Regions from separate parts of the Homo sapiens genome. Here region 2 is linked to region 1. A link is an interaction called in ENCODE POLR2A ChIA-PET data of the cell type or tissue named here. Cell type or tissue: MCF 10A. All regions are shown on one strand. Each heading gives the region's core, and the rest is flanking DNA. Links, peaks and the distances in the headings are about the cores only. Region 1 overlaps TMTC1 (transmembrane O-mannosyltransferase targeting cadherins 1). Region 2 has its middle 12 kb from the start of TMTC1.

Evidence for each region. ChIA-PET counts read pairs that join two places held together with the same protein. Peaks named below come from ENCODE experiments on the same cell type or tissue, not always from the same donor. Only the 100,000 strongest peaks of a DNase experiment are listed, where the experiment ranks them.
Region 2: POLR2A ChIA-PET joins it to region 1 with 11 read pairs; 3 of 35 experiments call an interaction of 5 or more read pairs at or near these places.

The regions. Positions count from the first base shown.
Region 1 is chr12:29,737,117-29,747,595 of GRCh38, reverse strand. All of the region lies in intron 5 of TMTC1 (transmembrane O-mannosyltransferase targeting cadherins 1), which reads left to right. Among named protein-coding and RNA genes, the nearest start is that of TMTC1, 42 kb to the left of the region's middle. In MCF 10A, for the core only: no CTCF peak of the experiment used is centred there; DNase peaks (open chromatin) are centred at 3,545, 4,315 and 5,905.
Region 2 is chr12:29,790,760-29,801,238 of GRCh38, reverse strand. No RefSeq gene overlaps it. Among named protein-coding and RNA genes, the nearest start is that of TMTC1, 12 kb to the right of the region's middle. RefSeq lists an enhancer at 5,292-5,793. In MCF 10A, for the core only: no CTCF peak of the experiment used is centred there; a DNase peak (open chromatin) is centred at 4,208.

The DNA.
Region 1 (10,479 bases), core at 1,087-9,086:
CAACTTCAAAACTATTAGGACATAGTCATATGGGATGCATTGGTGTGAGGTTGACAAGAATTGGGCCAAATGTTATCAGGCAAAATATTGTTTTCAGAAGTTATCTAATACAGGGAAAAATCTAAGCCCAGGAAAAAATCCTACTGCAGGTCATTTATTTAGTTTGCCTATTTTTATGTGACTTACTGATTGACTTATGGGTAGAAAGTATAATGAAAAGCCTAGAGTTGAGAGTACCTACTCTAGAATCAGATTACATTTTAGTTGATGCTTCTTTTACTGAATTATTCCATGGGAAATGAGAAATGTTTTGTGTGTAAACATCCCCCAACATCTTAAATACATCAAATTCAGGCACACAGGGAAACACTTTCCCTTTCACATTACAAAGCCCAGTGAATTCTAAATGAAATCTTATCTTCATTCCATATATATATCAAGTATATACACACCTATATATGTATACTCATTCTTCATATATACTTGATTGGTTTCATATTTAAATGACAATGACCACAATAGGCATTGAAGACAGTTCTTGGCTCAATAAATTCTTGGACATTTCCTCTTTCCTCTGCTACCCTTCAGGGTATATTATGGATCATTCATTCATTGAATACTGTTTACTGAGCACCTACTATGTGTCAGGCACTATTTTTGGTGCTGGAAATATGGCAGTGAAAGAAACAAAGTCCTATCCTTATAAAACTTTATGGGATGATGATCATGATATTTCTACATAAAACGAACTCCTTTTCTACTTCTGTGGGCGAGATAATGGTTAGATTTTCATTTCAGTGGCTCTTAAAAGTTTTTTCCTGTAAATACCTTGCACATAGGTGTACAAATAAAAAAACTAAAACAAGTTTAGGACTAGAGAACAGTTTGGCACTAAAGTGAATTATAAGGTAATTAAATTCAAGAGACATAGGGAGGCATATAAATATTTTGACCTTCAATGATAAAATGGGTAGCTGATCTTTTAAGTGTCATTTTTATGTTTTATTGCTGTAGACCTTTCATCGTACTCTTTTTCCCCAAAGTAAGAAATGCTGTGCAAATTAAACTCCTGAGGTAGGCTTTTGAACTTTTATGTCACACGTTATGATTCTATGAGTAGGGAAAATGTGTTCCAGATTATTAACAGCCTCGTACCATCTTTGAGAGAAACCTAGTGAGCTAGTGATATGAGATTTGCAGGTGACAGAACAAATCTATGTTGAAAGCCTGTATTATTGATGAATAATAACTGGGTTCTCTTTCTCCCCTTTATACATCATATTCATTGATTGATCTCAGATGAGCCATTTTCAGTCTCATTCAGCTGCTGCTTTCAAAAATGAAATGACTGAATAAGAGGTGTGGAGTTAACTAATGGGTCCACACAGAAAATACATGTAACAGTTAAAAGTGAAGTTTCTAGGTTCATATTTTTTTAATAAATCCCACATCCCTCATTTTAAAATCTCTTAAAATATAAACCTCAGTGATGCACGTTAGAAACACAAACCACCTCGTGGAAGCAGATATGAACCAATATCTTACTTTAAAGGGTTGTTGCAAATTTTTAATTGCTGCTAATAGCTTTTTCCTTGCTTCCCTTGCTTTGTGTATAAATAAGCTGGTCCACATTTCACTATGGAATTCTCTCTTCAATGGCATGCATAGTTAAGTCTTTAGATGTAGTTTTTAGGTGACCGTATTCAGATCACTGTGAGTTATTTCCAGGAGGTAGGAGCATGATAGTGGTAGACCCAAGAAAGCAATAACTTTTAGGCTGAACTATATAATGACACTGACCAAACTAACCAGTATAATTAAAGTTACGTATTGTTAAACAACTTTATAACTGTTTATACTCAGGGTCCTGTCGTTCAGACACAGTACCCAAATTATATCTTTCCTAATCTTTATCCATATGCATTGCTGAGCTTTTTCCCTTCTTCAGCTTCTTTCTTTTTTTTTTTTTTTTTTTTTGATTGAGTCTCGCTCTGTTGCTCAGGCTGGAGTACAGTGATGTTATCTCGACTCACTGCAACCTCTGCCTTCTGGGTTCAAGTGATTCTCCTGCCTCAGCCTCCCGAGTAGCTGGGATTACAGGTGTGCCACCATGCCTGGCTAATTTTTGTATTTTTAGTAGAGACAGGGTTTCACCATGTTGGCCGGGTTGGTCTTGAACTCTTGACCTTGGGTGATCTGCCCGCCTTGGCCTCCCAAAGTGCTGGAATTAAAGTCGTGAGCCACTGCTCCTGGCCTAGTTTCTTTTTAATGTAGTGAATTGACCATCGTTTTTGCTAAGACCCTGTGCCCTTTGGTGTTCTGGGACTACAGGCACACTTGGTGAATGTTAGGGCACTGCAGAAGGGAGGTGGTTGATTACTGCAGGCAAATGACCTCCTATAGAGAAGGAAACAGTTTATTGAAAAGGGTAAATGAATGGCGGTGTTTTGCTATAGGTGTGACAGAAATGGCAGGAAATGTGTTTTAAAAAATAAAAAAAATTAAAGTTGGGCACTGTGGCTCATGCCTGTAACTCCAGCACTTTGGGAGGCTGAGGTGGGAGGATCGCTTAAGTCCAAGAGTTTGTGGCTGTAGTGAGCCATGATCACACCACTGCACTCCAGCCTGGATGACAAAGCAGGACTCTGCCTCTAAAAAGAAAAAAAAAAGTTAAGTACAAAACTTATTTTCAAAAATAAACTTTGTCAGTTAGTGTTAAAAGGCTTTTTAATTATGAACTGTGTTTATTGGAATAGTGTCATTACTGTGCCTTTAATGTTCTTTGGTGGGTTACTTACTCAAGCTGGTTTCCCAGGTCTCATTAAAGTAGCTTTTTTTCAAATATAGAACTTGCCAGAAAAGTGTTTTCTTTGATGGCTAGAGAATTTGAAGAAAGATTTTTGATTTTTCTGTTACTGTTTCTTAACCATTAATTGAGAAGGATCTTATCCCTTTTTAACCAGACCCAGAGTATGTGGTAAAGCAGGAAGTACCTTTATGAGTTCATCTGAAAGCTTCTTGGAACTCCACATTGGTTCCTGAACTGAGCTCAGCACTAAAGTGGATCATTTCAACAACGTGCTTATTGGCTTCATTCAAAAGTTAGCACTAAAAGCTTCTTCTAAATAAATCACATGCTAAGGAGGCAAAAATTCCTTTTAATTTATGGGTAGCAGTTGATAGTTTCTTTTATTTTATTATACTTTAAGTTTTAGGGTACATGTGTACAATGTGCAGGTTTGTTACATGTGTATACATGTGCCATGTTGGTGTGCTGCACCCATTAACTCATCATTTAGCAGTTGATAGTTTCTAACTGCTGACAGTCCCTGGTTCATTCTGCTTCATCTTGATTGGGTATCGGTTCTTGGCAATATTTGATCCCCTGTGAATTTCAGTCAGTAGATGATAAGCTCTTTCCTTTCTCAGTGTAGAGTAATCAAGCTTAGGCATCTGCCTTCCAACTGGATGCACAGGGACATATGTTGAAAGAGAACGCTGTCAGAACATAGGCATTTCTGGTTGGCATGCAATTCCATCACTGTCACAACAGGCTGTTGAAAGAGGATCTCGGGTCTCATGACTTTCTATCAGCTCAGCAGACACCATATGGAATACTCAACCCCTGGCCTGTGTGGGTAAGAGAGTGGCAGCTGACTCCAAGGCCACAAAACAGCTCTCTTCTTTTGCAGAACACAGCTAGTGCTCTTACCGTGCTGCAGGGAGTTAGCTGCTGATATCTTTGCCCTTTTAGTTCATGCTACTATCAACCAGTTTAATTTTTTTCTCTTTCTCTTTTTTAATGTAACCTACTGATAGATTGTGGAGGGATTGTAATAAAAGCTGTATCAGTTCATCTTAACATTGTAAACACTCAGGGGATATATAAATAATTTTTTCATGAGAACATTATTCTATGCTAGGTAATATATCATTGTGATTTCAGATAATTTGGTGGGCTTTCCAGGTTGTTGCTTGGAAAATTGTCTGGCACATGTTTTGATCTGGTACTATGTATTGTAGACTCAATATGACAGAACCTTAAAAATATACATGCTTAAATGAAATTTTTTTTTTTCAAAAATTGAAGAGGTTTGGAAGGACATTTATCCTCAGAAGAAAACCAGAATTTTAGAAGTGGAAATGATTTGAAAATTCTCTTAAAATTCAGAAGCAAGCATGATGATTGTGATTTTCATCATGATCAACATTATGAGTACCACTGTAGCACTTCCCAATGGCCAGGAACCATGCCTCAAATTTTACAGGTGGCTTACAATTTTGATTCTTGCGAAACGTATGAGGTTGGCAGTGTACATTACCAGTAAAGAACATGGACTCCTGCCAGAGTGCCTGGGCTCCAATTCTGCCCCCACTGCCTACCAGGCATATGATCTTTTACAGATTGCTTACACGCTCTGTGTCTCAGTTTCCTTGTGTGTACCACGGCAGAAGTAATACTAATACCTATCCCATGAGATTATTGTGAAAAACAAATGAGGTAGTACATGAAACAGCTTATGATAGCTCTTAATTGTGGGTTTTCATAAATGGTAGTGCTAGGATTTAACTCCCCTCTCCCATGTTTATTTTATGCGAAAGCCAATGTGGAAGAATTACTGTTTAGAAAGCTTTTCTTTTTACACCATTCACCTTTTCTTTGCTGTGTTAATGAAGGAAAGTTGTATAGTCTTTGTTTGACTTTATGGTATGTGGTTACCTCATTTTATGAGCTTACACTATTTTAGAGGGAAATAGATGATAAGAGAAAAACATTCATGTAGCAATGATGGCCAGTCCATCAAAGTTTAAGAGGATAATAGAATCCTTATGATAACACTTAATTCTTAACTGATGAATGCCATCCTTGTTATGTCTCAAAAGGCATATTTAGAGTTATTCTTAGTTTCTGAGACTAACAGCTGACCTTTTTTAAATTAAAAATTTTTGATGTATTTTGAATATCATCACTTTAATAAACAAATAATTAGGTTGAAAAGCAAATAATAAAGACTTAATTTACTAGCTTTTTAGATAGATGACCTTATAGTCATATGGTAGGATGTGTTTCATTTTGTAGATTTGTGAATTTTTGATACTATTTATATTATTCAAACCATGATGTTTATAACTTTATATATAAGCTTGGAAATGCATATTGACTTTGACGTCACCCTAAGCTACAGTCTTCATGAGCGACCTGTCATTAAAGATTTGCCCTTAGTGATTTAACCTATATAAGTCTTGGTAAAGTGTTTAAAATAAACATAAGTATAGACTTTTAAGAGCTGAAGGCAATTAATATATATAATTTGGAAAAATAAATAAATAATACAATCAAACCCAAACAGCCAGCCAGAGTTGGATGGAAGGAATAATGTTTGTGTCTTTTGTTAAGAGCTAGACATGCTCTAGGTAACTAATCAAAAACCAATATATTTCAGTGTTTGAGTGCTAGAGCTTCTGGTTCCTGACAGTAAAGTCTTTATCAGAGATTTTTTTTTTCATAGTTTTCATTTGGCTTCCTTAAGTAATTTTTCCTTGTGACTATGAAAGGAGTGTGATTTTGTGAAAGGAATGATGATTCACACTGCAATTATGATGGAAAAAAGCTTTGATTTTAAAAAGTGGTCTCTTTCATTATAAAACTTCAGTTTGGCTTGTCATGCAGTCAGGGAGAGGTTGTGCATTTATCCCCAATGTAATTTGTTTCTTCTTTATAACTGCCAAGGTTATAAAGGTAAACCATTCAGATAAGTCGAAATTGGGTGCCGATCTCCAGACTTTTCTAAGCAGGAAATGTAGACGTAATCATGGTTGATGACTAAGAGAACAGAATGTCTTGAGCATTAAAACGCTTTTCATTCTCCCTCATTATTGTTTTTGAAAAACCTGAACAATGGAAAGTCACTGATTAGTTTTGGGGTGTATGTGTTTTCTTTTTTAGAGAATAGCTATTTCTCAGGTTGCGCAAGAGACAAAGAAATGAGAGATAGCACAGGGTAGTGCAAGAAGCCTGGCTAGTGGGTGTTACTTGGATTCTGATTTGCGATGTCCCTTGGGCCAATTACTTTAGTTCCCTAGATCTTGGTTTTTCTTATCCATGAAGTGACACAAGGGAGACAAGCTGGTTGGCCTCACGTCATTTGATACTCTCTGGAAAGTCTGTTATCTTCAAACTCTTAAGAACTGTACTGCCAATTTTCCTCTTTTTACATGACCATACTCCATTGGCCTGTGTAGTTAGAAACTGTGTGAGAGTTAGAGGTTGATCCTAAAATGAGATACCATAATGAGAGACTCTTGTGACTACACAGACTTTGGAGGAAATTTTGCTAGTGTTCATTGTCATTTTTCTCTTTTCCTTTTCCATTGTTAATTTTTGCCTACTTAAGTCTTTGGAACTTAGCTCAAATGCAATGATGGAAAATGTCAATATTTAAAAAAGATTAAGTTTTGTGTTTTATGTATTTTGTCTTCAATAATCATAATGTAGTAAAGTTGCACATTGGCAAACTGATTTTTAAAAGGTATTTAATAAACATTTATTAAAAACTTACTCTATATACAAATGTCTTAGGGATCATTTGCTTGCGAGAGCAAAACTTTTAAAAGTTTGTTTAAACAATTTGCAGTATTTCTTAGAAAAATACACTAGACTCTAACAACACTTGAGGACATGTGTTGAACACGGTTTCTGGACACAGGAACTGGCAAGGTCAAAACATTTATATTTTTGCCTCTCTGGGGCTTCATAGTATCTCTGTCGCTTTTAAAAAAATTAATATTGTTTTCCTTTTTCCTTCTTTGTAAAGACTGACTTGGGCCGGGCATAGTGGCTCATGCATACAATCCTAGCACCATGGAAGGCCGAGGTAAGATCACTTGAGCCTAGGAGTTCAAGGCCTGGCAACATAGAGAGACCCTGTGTTAGTCAGGGTTCTCTTAGAGGGAAAGAACTAATAGGAGATTATATATATGTATCTATATATCTATATCTAAAGGGGAGTTTATTAAGTATTAACTTACATGATCACAAGGTCCCACAATAGGCTGTCTGCAAGCTGAGGAGCAAGGAGTGCCAGTTGGAGTCCCCAGACTGAAGAGCTTGGAGTCTGATGTTCGAGGGCAGGAAGCATCCAGCATGGGAGAAAGATGTAGGCTGAGAGGCTAGGCTTGTCTCTCTTTTTCATGCTTTTCTGCCTGCTTTATATTCACTGGAAACTGATTAGATTGTGCCCACCAGATTAAGGGTGGATCTGCCTTCCCCAGCCCACTGACTCAAATGTTAATCTCTTTTGGCACCACCCACACAGACTCACCCAGGATTAATACTTTGTATCTTTCAATCCAATCAAGTTGACACTCAGTATTAACCATCACAGACCCCATCTCCTCAAAATTTTTTTTAAAAATGAGCTAGGCATGGTGGTGCACACCTGTGGTTTCAGCTACCTGGGAGGCTGGGGCAGGATCACTTGGGCCCAGGAATTCCTGCCTAGAGTAAACTATGATGACACCACTGCACTTCAGCCTGGGCCACAGTGTGAGACCTCATCCCTTTAAAATAAATAGAGAAAGAAAGATGGGGGCTGGGAGCAGTGGCTCACTCCTGTAATCCCAGCACTTCGGGAGGCTGAGGTGGGCGGATCATGAGGTCAAGAGTTCGAGACCTCTTGGCCAACGTGGTGAAACTCTGTCTCTACTAAGAATGCAAAAATTAGCTGGGTATGGTGGTGCATGCCTGTAACCGCAGCTATTCGGTAGGCTGAGGCATGAGAATCTCTTGAACCTGAGAGGCGGAGGTTGCAATGAGCTGGGAGCATGCCACTGCACTCCAGCCTGGGCAACAGAGCAAGACCCCATCTCGGAAAAAAAAACAAAAAAGATTGACTTTTTAAAATTTGACGAGTGCAGGACCACTTCAGTGCCAGTTTCATACAGCCTCTCTGTTCAGTTCTCTGCAAGAAATAGACAGAATTCCTGTGCCCTGACTCAAAATTTTCAAAAAAGAGACTTGTTGGCCCAGCATGGATTAGCTTACATCTTGGTGGGGAAGTCATACAAATAAAAAGATAATTTCACTGAGGATGGCAAGTGCAATGCTTGAAGTATGTACACAGAATTATGAGATCACAGGAGAGGTGACCTTAGCCAGCTTGGGAAGTTTGGCTCAAGCTGAGTCTTAACAGATGAGACAATGATAGTATCTCCAGGCAGAAAGCATAGCTTGGGCAGAGACACAGAGGTGTGCAACTGCAGAATGCCTCTCTCTCTCTGTGTATGTGTGTGTGTGTGTGTACATGAATGCGTGCAACTATGAGCAAGCAGCTCAGGGCATGAGCAGTGGGAGATGAGGTTGGGAAGGGTAGGCAGGAGTCCTGTCATGAAGGAACTTGGGAGTGAAGTCAGAGGACTTTGACCCCTGGAGATGAAGGTTTACAGGGCAGTGGCAAGCTCATCTGAATTAGATTCCTATGTAGGAAAGTCTGATCACGAGGCCTGATGCAACATATGATTTAAGTGTGAAGATAAGAAAATTCAAAGCATTTGATATTGTTATATTTTTGAGAATGATAAAATGATATTTCTGAGATTTTTATCATAATTGAATCCCGCATATTTGTGAAAGCTCAGTATTTTGTTTGTTGAGGTTGTCTCATATAAAAATTTCTTTACCCATTTTTATAGTTTTGTAGAGTGTTCACATTTAAGAAAAGGTAACAGGAGCCTTGAGTGCATTTGTTTTCTTAGCCCATGATAGAGGGAAACTGTGTCATGTATCCATACATGTTAATTGGCTTGAGCCTTCTCAATTGATGATTGTCTTCTAAAGAACAGAAAATAATGGAAACTTCACAGGGTTGACAATCCATTTCTATTATTCATTCAGTTTGCTGAGTTTATCATTTTGATTTCCGGTTTCTGACTAAAATCATCATTTTTTTCTTATGTGTGTTGTGTCCAAGCAGCTGTTGTATTTTGTACTAGAGCAGATAATTGCTTTTCTTCTTGGCAAAGAAAATGAGCAGATGTGAAGTAAATATCTTTTTCTGGCTTGATCAATTGGAAGCTCTGCAGCCTAATATTGACTGCATTTTCCTAAGTGATGTAGCAAGTGCAGCTCAATGTGAGACTATAGCTGTTAACTGCCAGGCATTCACTTTGGCCAGACTCTTAGTTTTAGAGCTTCAATAGTGAGAAACAAAGTTCGGTATTCACGTAAGGAAAATAGTATGTTGACTAGAAGGGCCCTGTTGATGGAATTTTTCCCAAAAAATGATTTTAGAATTTCCTTCCTTGTTTACATTTAACAATAAGGAAGCTGTGGCGTGCTCAGGGATTAGGTACATGGATTCTGGAGTCACATAAAATGGGTTTAAGTCCAAGATTTTTCATTTAGTAGCAGTAAAAAGTTGAATTAACTGATTTCCAGGTCTATAAAATAAGAATAATTAGTAATAATTATTGTAAATGATGTGACATATGTGAAGACTCTAGCATGGGGCCCAGTACAACACAAGCACCCAATTGGCACTTACTGTTGTACCCTAATCTGAAGATAGTCAGTCTTCTACAGTTGGAGAAGAAAGGGAGTGGATAATAAGTTGCCTGTTCAGTAAATCTGTGGTGCTACTTTTCAGTGTCTTGCAAGATTGGCTTCATTATTCATGATCTCTTTCCCATTGGAAAGGAAAAGGGAGTCCCTGTGGAATGCCTATTGTAAGCCAGGAGGTAAACAGCGTGCAGCTCATTAACTGTCACCACGCCCTTGGGAAGTAGGTCTTCCTACATGTGGAAAGCAAGGCTCCGGGAGCTCATATCATTCGCTCAGCAGGACACAGCTGGAGAGTGGAAGACCCAGGATGTGAACCCACATCCATCTGATTCCACCATCTAGGCTGCCCCAGGCTGTAGAGGTCAAGCCCTTATGGTGTTTTCTGGAGACATTTAGGAGCAACTTCTAGAAAGAACTGTTGAGAAAGGCAGAAGTCTCCTGGGAGCAGGAATCTGTTTCCCCTTTTCCCTGAGTGGCTTCCCCCCTCCCGCCGCCCTTTTTTTATTTTTATTTTTTATTTTTTTGACGGAGTTTCACTCTTGTTGCCCAGGCTGGAGTGCAATGGCGCGATCTGGGCTCACCGCAACCCCCGCCTCCCAGGTTCAAGTGATTCTCCTCAGCCTACCAAGTAGCTGGGATTACAGGCATGCGCCACCAGGCCCAGCTAATTTCGTATTTTTAGTAGAGACGGGGTTTCTCCACGTTGGTCAGGCTGGTCTTGAATTCCGGACCTCAAGTGATCCGCCCGCCTCAGCTTCCCAAAGTGCTGGGATTACAGGCGTGAGCCACCATGCCCGGCCACCCCTGTTTTGCATGTTGGGTGCTGCTGCTCTGCCTGGCTCTGAGCCATGGCATCATCGTGTTGGAGAGAAATAGGATGTCTCTGTTCAGAGCACCCGGCTCAGCACTTTTCAGAAAGT
Region 2 (10,479 bases), core at 1,462-9,461, 53 kb before region 1:
ATAAGGTTTGTGTTGTTTTACTGTTGTTTTGGTTGTCTTAGAGATAGGGTCTTGCTGTATTGTCTAGACTGGGGTGTAGTGGCATAATCATAGCTCACAGCAGCATCAAACTCCTGGGCTCAAGCCATCCTCCCACCTCAGCCTCTCAAGTAGCTGGGACTAAAGGCACATGCCACCATGGCCAGCTAATTTTGTTTATTTTCTGTACAGATGAGGTCTCACTATGTTGCCTAGGCTAGTCTCAAACTCGAACTCCTGAACTCAAGTAATCCTCCCACCTCAGCCTCCCAAAGTCCTGAGATTACAGGTGCGAGCCACAGTGCTTGGCCCTGGTTGATTTTTTTTTTTTTTTTTTTTGAGACAGAGTCTCACTGTCTCCCAGGCTGGAGTGCAGTGGCACGATCTCGGCTCACTGCAAGCTCCGCCTCCCGGGTTCACACCATTCTCCTGCCTCAGCCTCCTGAGTAGCTGGGACTACAGGTGCCTGCCACCACACCCAGCTAATTTTTTGTATTTTTAGTAGAGATGGGTTTTCACCATGTTAGCCAGGATGGTCTCAATCTCCTGACCTTGTGATCCACCTGCCTCGGCCTCCCAAAGTGCTGGGATTACAGGCATAAGCCACCCTTCCCGGCTGATTTTTGTATTTTTTATAGAGACAGGGTCTCACCATGTTCCCCAGCTGGTCTTAAACTACTGGACTCAAGCAATCCTTCTGCCTCTATATCAAATAGTCTTTTAAATAACATTAAATCACATTTCATACTATAATAAATAAAGCCATATTAAAATATGGAAAAATACTTTAATGAACTCTTTTTTCTAATGAACTATTACTGTGTTTTTCTGAACCCCTCTTTCATCATTAGCTGAGGCCAGTTTTCCATGGATGATATCATGCTGATATTTCTTTCCTATTCACTTCTCAAGAGTTATAACATTAGGTCTTTCTGCTTATTTTTTTTAAGACCAACTATCTGATTCCAAATTCCTCAGTGGGATGAAATCTCACTTTTAGGACTCTTATTTCTGGTGCAGACCTCCTTGTTTAGAACAATTTCCCCATCCGCCTCTGAGCTGTGTCTTGTTGCTTGCCAGAAGCCGCTGGGCATCTAAGATGTGTGAGCACTAGAGCCTCCTTGCACAGAGCTGGTGGGTCACTGAAGGCTGGCCTCACCACAGCCCCCAGAAGGTGAGTTTTGTCCTAGGGGTAAGTATTACAGTTCCCTCTGCTCTTGTTTATCTCCACAAACACCCAAATCTGCTTCTGTTCCAAGACTGTTTCATTCCAGACTGATTTTCTTTTGTATTTGAATGACCACCAGCATTTTCCCCCCTTGAACTCTGGCTGCTGATCCATTCTTTGTCTTAATTCCTCTATTCCTCTCTCTGCTGCAGTTCTCATCACTGACATAGCCAGGCCATTACTCTGTTTTTGCCAAGCCCTGTGGGGCAGAGCTGGCATTTTCTGAGCTAATTTCTTCTGAGATGTAATTGAGATACTGTAAAGCCTCCACAGAGTTCAGTTAAACTCCTCAAATGGAATCTGGGCAGACAGCTTGGTAAATTGAATTTTAGAAGAGCCAAGCTCATTTTGACATTAAAGAAACACTGTGATATGAAAAGGTAACAATTTAACAATAGTTAGCAAAACAAAAAAAAATTTCTATAAGGAATTGTTCTCTATTTACACCTGAAGAGTAAAGAGAAATGATCTTAAATTATAGCTATTCATTAGTGTTGGATAAAAGACAAACTTAGGAAAGAGAAACTTTAGAGTAAGAAATTGAGAACTGTCTTTAAGAAATTGAGAAGGTTTTAGAAGATTTGCAGTAGTTTTAGATGAGTCTATCTGGAGGAAGAGTACTGACCCGGGAGATGTCTTCCAAAAGGAAAACCAGTGTCAATGGTTCTAAATCAGAAGTCAGGATTATCATCACTCAGTAGAAGGAACAAAGTAGAAAGTAAACTCTATATCTAATGATAACCCTTACATCCTCCAGGGTGTGAATTTATTCCATTTCACCCAGAAATCTATAAAATTCTATAGATGTGTTACTTTATATTTTTGTAAGCTTGGAAGATAATTGTAATACACATTTTAATAGAAAAAGAGAAAAAATGAATTTTTTCTCTTGCCTCCAGGAAATTTGAAACATCCAACTTCTAGAAATCCTGTCTTCTATCCGTTTGTGAATACATACAAACATATATTCATTCCACCAGTGAACAAGTGTCTGATTTCTTACTGTGTGTAGACATTCTGGTCAGTTTGGGGGTAGACAGCAGAGTGTGGATCCTACTTTCGGTAGTGTAAGCACTGGGAAAGTGGTTTACAACAGTTGGCATTTATAAAGCAGAAAAATACTTGTGAGGTCATAGCTTTCCGACTGTAAGTCAGTTGTATTATTTCAAACTTTATATTTTCATTCTTTAAGGTGATTTGTATTCATTGTCTTTACTAAGTGTATTCATATTCTTTATTTCTACTGCCTTACATATTCCAGTGTAGGAAGAAAACATTAGAGAAAAGTATCACCTTTCCACTGTCTGTCTACTTAAAAACTTCATCATTGTTCTATTATGGGTTCGTTAAGAAGGAATTGGCTAGGAAAATGGAGTAGTTGCTAGTAATCGGCCCTTTTGGCTTAGTTGCCTCTCATTCTTTTTCAAAAACTTACGTGTGTGTGTGAAATGCCACACCTGTACGATGTGCATAAAACATAATTGTATAGCATGATGACAAATTCTACATTTTTTCCTTTTTCCAGACAATTCAATGATCTCAGAACACCTCAAGCCTACGTGTCTTCTTTTAATTTACATACTACTGTTGTCCTAAATCTTGCTCTTTTTCTAAAAATACTTCATCAAAAGATGATTTACATGCCATAAAATGCATCCTTTTAAAGTGTACAAGTCAATGGATTTTAGTGTTCTCATAGCATTGTGCAAATATCACCACAATCTAATTTTAAAACACTTCCATCACTCTGAAAAGAAATCCTTTGCTTTTTAACAGTCACCAGCCTCTCTCCTGCCTAGCCCCTGGGAACTGGTAATTTACTTTCTGTCACTACAGATTTGCAAGCAGGGAATTTCCCACTAGATTTAATCATATATTACCATATTTACCACTTACGTTGCATTCTATTACTTCCTCCATTGCTGTGCCTTTCATCACAAATCCTTTTCATTCTATTGGAAGACCACTTTTACAATTTCCTTTAGTACCGGTCTTCTGGTGATAAACTCTTTCCATTTTTTTTACTAAAAGTGTTTCTTTCACATTTGTTAAGATGGTCAAGATCCCTAGAAGCTGAGTTGCAATTGGTGGGAGTGGTGACCAACTTCTAATCCCTCTTCACTTCTAATGCCATTCTTCAGGGCCCCACTCCTATGTACAGGATGGATTACCAGGGTCCCCACACCCTGTGGGCCCTGCTCTCCTTGGAGACTCTCAGTGTTCTCTGCTTAGCCTCTCACTCCTCCCCAGCACAGAAGGGGCCCCAAATTCTGGGCTTGTCCTTTCTCTTTCCCTGGCCTGACACTTCTCTGTTCTTAATGATCTGATGTTATGAGGCAAATAGTGTTGTTGTTTAATCTGGTTTTCTATGGATCTTTAGAGGGAAGGTTAATTGGAATGACCTAGTCTCCCCATGACAGGGAGGAAAAGTCCCTCTCACTCGTTCTGTGCCCAGAACCTTCCTATTTTCTCCAGAGTTAGTACTACAAAGACAACATTTCACTATCACCTACCTTAGTGACTTACTACAAATGGAGCAAAAGAGATTTATCTTCAACCTTGCAACTTTAAAGGAAAAAAAAAAAACAGATTCCCTTGAAAATCCTAGAAAAAGGCTATCTTTGGAAAAATATGTCTTTATTACAGCTTCCTAGTTTTTTGCTAGTTCGTTTTCACCATACGCTCAGCTTCACAATTTTTTTTTAAATGTTAAGCAGATTGAAAAAGGGGATAAACATAAAATAGCTGGATAACTTTGCGAGTAACCGTGGGGAAGTATGAAAATTGTTTATGAAGTAATCATTAAACACTTAAGCCATGAGATGATGAAGATTAACGTTTTGGAAAGAAAAGTTATTAAAGTTTCTTTGAGAAGCAACTTGATCCTGGCAGCCAAATTAGAAACAACAGAGCAGCTGTGTGACTCATTGGCCAGAATTCCTTACGCATTCTCTGGCACCAGGAATTGAGAAGGTTTATAGTCTCAATCCTGCAACTGCAATGAGGCAATCGTGAGTAAAATAAACTGTGGTTGTCCAGAGTAAATGCAGGTTAGGCTGATAACCACATTCTCCTTCAAAGTAAATCAATAAATCAATCAGTAGTCAGGAATTGAAAAGCAGATATTTAATAGTCGCTTAGTAGTAGTTATTCCATGTTACTACAATGGCGAGAAATGGCAGTAGTGAGAAAATTGCTAAGGGAAAAAAGAGAGAAAAATCTTCATCATCACCATCACAATATTTTATCTTAGCTAACGTGTTGAGCACACCTTGCTATGGCACTCTTCAAAGCTCTTGACTTACCTCTTTTAATCTTCACAACTGCCCTCTGGGGTTTGTTCACAGTTTAGAAAACTGGAACCCAGTCTAGCAATGATTGGGAGTGAAAGGCCCAATTCTCTGTACATATCTTGACCAGAAACCATGTAAAGTAAAATAATTCATTCAGGAACTGGTGTGAATAGTTGGAGAATCAAAATTCTGCTAATGTTAGGAAACACAGATTCAATGAAATCTTCCTATCCATAAACAATTTATTTTCAATTTGGAGGCAAATATAACACACAAAACCCCTAATATTGGGTTTAGTGGTGATAAATTATAGCTAAAACTATATTAATTATCGGGGCCCTTATTTTTGCCTATATTTGTTTAAAATGGCTCTCAGGCATATTTTTCATGGATTTCTCACACTTTTAGGCATCAGTATTCATAGAAATACTCTAATATGGCCATATAAGCCTTGTATGGTAATTTTCAATTATCTGGTACTATATTTGCAGAATAGTAAAAATTCTTATAGAAACTTCCTTAAAAGAATCTCAAAGTACAAAAGATGTAATCTTCTTAGTCCTCCTTAAAAATTTATTGGTAATACATTTATTCAAATGGAAGTGATAAAATCTAAAGCTATGGAAACACTTTGTAAGTGCTAGACTTTCATTTATGTGGAAGATGCATTATTATGTTTTAGGACCCGTGCCTCCTTGCAGCCATCTTCCACTGGCTCAGGGACTGTAAAGGGGTTTCCACTCACAGGCCAACCTATTAACAGAGAGTGGCAGTCTGGGAGGCAGTGTTGAGAGCGGTTTTAAGGTTGCATCTGGAGTTAATGTGCAAAACTATCACAATTGGTTAGTCATGTTTTTTATGTGCACAGAGAGTAAGCGGGTTTATGGCATGTTGTATGGGTTTGCTATCACTGTCACTCCTGATAGCACCTTTTGGGAGCTGTTATCTGAATTTTGGGCCAAGTGTGAAGGGAACAGATTAACATTTGAATGTTTCCGTAAATACAAGTAGGTAGCAATGACAGCATTGTCAGGTAACTCCTTTTCTTAGAAGTAGGTGTAATGCTAATTGTCTGAAAAAAAAGTTGTCAGATGAATAAAATGGATTCCTAATCTCTTAAACTACATAATGGAGAAAGAATGAAATCACTGAGCAAATGTGAGATGAAAGAGACAGAGGATGTGAAAGAAACTGTGAAGCCAGAATCTGCTTCTACTTTGTCTTCTGTCTAACTGGAAAGACCACAATATTCAGCTCTTAGCCAAGATGTGCAAAAACTTAAAATTATTTAAAAACAACAATGGCTACAACAAAAACCTGGCTGCCTCATTTACAGTAACATGGCCAAAAAGAAAATCTAAAAGACATTTTAGAAGAATTTTTTTGTAAGGTACTGCGGAGCCTGAAAAGATTCATTCGTATTCCTTTACATTAACTCACACATGGAAAAATAGTCCAAGAAATAAGACTTAGCAGCACAGCTAGGAAAGATGGGAGATTGTAATTTCTCAAGGGAAATTATCTGTCTCTAGATATAATCTTTATTTCTTGGCAAAGAAAAACTAGCATGGTAGATTTCCCAACTTCTTTAATAACATAAGATGCAAGCCATGTCATTGACTTATGGCAAGTATTTTATTAGGTCCTGGGTGCCCTGAGCCCATTAATTTTGGCTGCCCCAAGGCCATTGTTTGCCAGGAGTATTTAAACTAGCTGGAGAGAATTATATGAATAGGATTGCCTGTCAAAACAGGCCTGGCTTCATGGGTGTGCAACTTTTGTAGTCATACAGAACCCTGTACTTAGATGAACTCAGTGTATAGAAGGACTTCACTTTTGGTTTGATGTGCCACTGTCACCATCCTGAAATTCTTAATAACTTTAGAACAAAGGGTCCTTCATTTTCATTTTACATTGGGCCCTACAATTTATGTAGCTAAACCTGCTAAGAATTGGGGTTGGGGCACAGTGGACCTCAACACCATCAGTGAGGTGGTGAATTCCTCAACAAAATCATTTTTGTAATTCAATACAATGCAAGTAAGTATGACCCATTAAATAGAACACATTAAAACAAAGTATTACTGTACAATATGGCAGAGAAAACACTTAATACTGATGACTGTAATAAATATTTTATATAGACTAACCAGAATTTTACATTTTCCTCATTATTTGTTCTCTTTTCTAAAACAGCCATCAGTATTGAGCTTCGTCATCTACAAACTAGCAATTACGTGTGAGTTCTTGATGTTAACTCCCCAGCAGTTCTCCTGCAGTGGCTCTAGGTTTTTGAGGGCTTGCTACTTACTTACATGTTTTTTGGTTTTATTTGTTTGCTCTTGGAGCCTTTTCTTGAAACTTTAAATAGAAGAAAAAAGAGAGCTTAACATAACATTTTTAAAGGTACCTATTGCTCTTCTTGTATTCTTCTTGAGGGGTGGCTGAGCGTGTGTAGCGTGCATGTGGTATGCATGTGGTAACATGTAGTATGCATGCTCATGAATGTTGCACACATGTTGCATGCATGCAGCATGCATGTTCTGGCAAGTCACGTGCATGATGTACAACCGTGGTATGCATATTGTCTGCATGCCTACTCATGAACACATACTGTATGCCTGTAGTATGCATGTTGTATGAATGTTGCACACACCTCACAGAAAGTGGCATGTACGTAGCATGTTGCATGCATGTTATGCGCAAGTAGTGTGCATGTTGAATGCATACTGAATGTGTGTAGCATGAATGCTGTATGCATGTAGCTTGCATGTAGAATAAATGTCCAATGCATGTGCCATGCATGTTGTAGTGTGTAGCATGCTTGTTGCAACTATAGTAAGCATGTAGCATACATGTAGACTGCATATTGTAGCATGCAATGCACATGTTGCAAGAATGTAGTACACATGTTGCACACATGATGCTTGCATAGTGTAGCATGTAGTGCACACGTTACAAGCATGTAGCTTACATGTGCCATGTAGTGCGCACATATCACGAATTCAGCAAACATGCTGTACACATGTCGCTACATGTATGTTGGGACATGCAGCACACATGTTTCAAAGTGCACATGTTGCAGTGTGTATTGTGCATGCTGCATGCATGTTTCACACATGTAGCTTGCATGTTGCAGTATGCAGCAAGCATGTTAAAAGCATGTAGGTTCCATGTGACATATAGTGCACATATTGCAATCATGTAGCTTGCCTGTTGTGGCATGCCACACCCATGTTCTCCTTGTGCAGCATGCAGGCCACACACATGCAGAAAACATGTTCTACACATGTGGCATGTGTGTCACATGCATGTAGCGTGCATGTTTTAGCAAGTAGTGTGCATGTTAAAAGCATGTAGTACACATGTGGCATGCAGCACACGTTACATCCATGCTACAAGAATGTATGCATGTAGCTTGCATGCTGTAGCATGTAGTGTGCAAGTTACAAAAATATAGCTTAGTTGTTGTGGCATGCAGTGTGCATTTATTATTAATGTGGCACATATGCCATGCGGATGTCGCAGCACATAATATGCATGCTGCACGCATGTTATACACATGTTACAGCGTGTAATGTCTGTGTTGCATGCATGCATGCTTCACACATGTTTCAACATGTGGCTTTCATGTAGTATGCAGTGCACATGTTACAAGCATATAGGTTGTATGTTGTGGCATGTTGCAGGCATGTGGCTCGCATGTTGTGGCATGTTGCGAGCATGCAGCTTGCATGTGGCGTGAAGTACACATGTACTACATGTGTAGCATGTAAGCTCAATGCATGTACAATACAGGCCCTACACATGTGGCAACGTGTGCCATGCATGTAGCTTACATGCTGCATCATGCAGTAAGCATGTTATAAGGCTGTAGTGTGCATGCTGCACGCATGTAGGTTGCATGTTGTAGCATGTACTGCACATTTCACAAAATCCAGTGGGCATGTTCTATGTGTGTAGCATGCATGCTCCAAAGAATGTAGAATGCATGTTCTAAGCATGCAGCAGGCATGTAGCTTGCATGTTGTAGCATGCAGCAAGCGTGTAGAATAGAGCTCTATGTTGTGCATATGTGACTTACATGTTGTGGCATGTGGTTTGCATGCTCTACACAGGCCACGACTTGTACCATACCCATTGTGCCCTACTTGCATCATGTAGTGTGCATGCTGCATGCATGCTTCACGCGTGTTGCAGCATGTTCTATGTGTGCTGTGAAAATGCGCACATGCTGCTCGCATGATGTATGCATGTAGCATGAATGTTTAACACATGCTGTACACACGTATGCATGTTCTATGCATCAGGATTGTATGCTGTACACATGTTCGCATGTTTTGCACATGTGGCTTGCTTGTATGCATGTGGCTTGCATGTTGTGCACATGTAGCATGCCAGTTCTATGCATGTAGTGTGTTGTACGCACGTTTTGCACCAGCAGGGATGTTGTGTGCATATTGTATCATGTAGTTTTCATGTTGCACACATGGGCATATATGCTTTACGCATGCAGTGGGCATACTGTTATGTTGTAAGCATGTACGTGTGTGGTATGCAGGCTGTGCACGTGTTGTTCACATGTAGCATGTTGTACATGTGTTCTGTGCATGTAGCAAATGTACACACGTTCTGTGCATGTATCATGCATGTTCTAAGCATGAGGTATGGGTGTTATGCCCATGTTATATGCATGCAGTATGCATTTTGCACGCATATTGTAGCATGTTTTTCACATGTAGGACTTATGTTTGACACATTTTGCATGCATGTACTATGGATGCTATATGCATGCAGCATTCATATAGTTGCATGCATGATGTATGCTGGTAACACACATGTATCGTGTGTAGTATACATGTAGCCTGCATGCAATATTCATGCATACAAGTTGTGCGCATGTTGTGTGCATGTTGAATATGTTGTGCGCATGTAGCATGAATGTTGCACATATGTTGTACACGTGTAGCATGCATGTTGTGCACATGTGGCATGCATGCATTAGGCATGTTGTGCGCATGTTTTGCATGTTGTGTTCATGTAGTATGCATGCTCTCTGTACGCATGTTGTGTGCATGCATTATTTATGTTATGCACATGTAGTTGCATGTTGTATGCATGCAGCAATCATGCTTTACGCATATAGCATGTATGTTGTGTGCATGCTGCACACTTGTACGGATGTAGTGTGAATGTGGTGCTCATGTAGCATGTATGTTGAAAGCATGTGCACATGTAGCATGCATGTAGCATGAATGCATGATGTATACACGTAGTGTGCATGTTTCATGTAGTATGCATGCAGCATGCATATATTTTGGGCGCATGTTGTGTGCATGTTGAATATATGTTTACACATGCATCCTGAATGTTTTACGAATGTAGACATGTAGTATGGATGTTGTTCCCATGTGCTATGCATGCATTAAGCATGTAGCATGCATGCTGTGTGCATGTAGCATGCATGTTGTACACGTGTTGTACACATGTCTGCATGCAGCATGCCTGTTTTGCGCATGTATGCATGTAGTGTGAATGTATATATGTAGCATGCATGTTGAGCACATGTTGTATGCATGTAGTATGGAATTTCTGCACATATAGCCTACGTGCATTATATATGATTGATGTATACATGTAGTGTGCATGTAACGTGTGTGGTATACATGTAGCATGTATGCGGTATGCATGCATACATGTTGTGCACATGTTGTATGCTTGTTGTATATATGTGCCATGTTGATTTGCTGCACTCATCAACTCATCACCTCGGTTTTAAGCAACACATGCATTAGGTATTTGTCCTAAAGCTATCTCTTCCCTTGCCCCCACCCCCTGACAGGCCCTGGTGTGTTATGTTCCCCTCCCTGTGTCCATGTGTTCTCATTGTTCAACTCCCACTTATGAGTGAGAACATGCGGTGTTTGGCTTTCTGTTCCT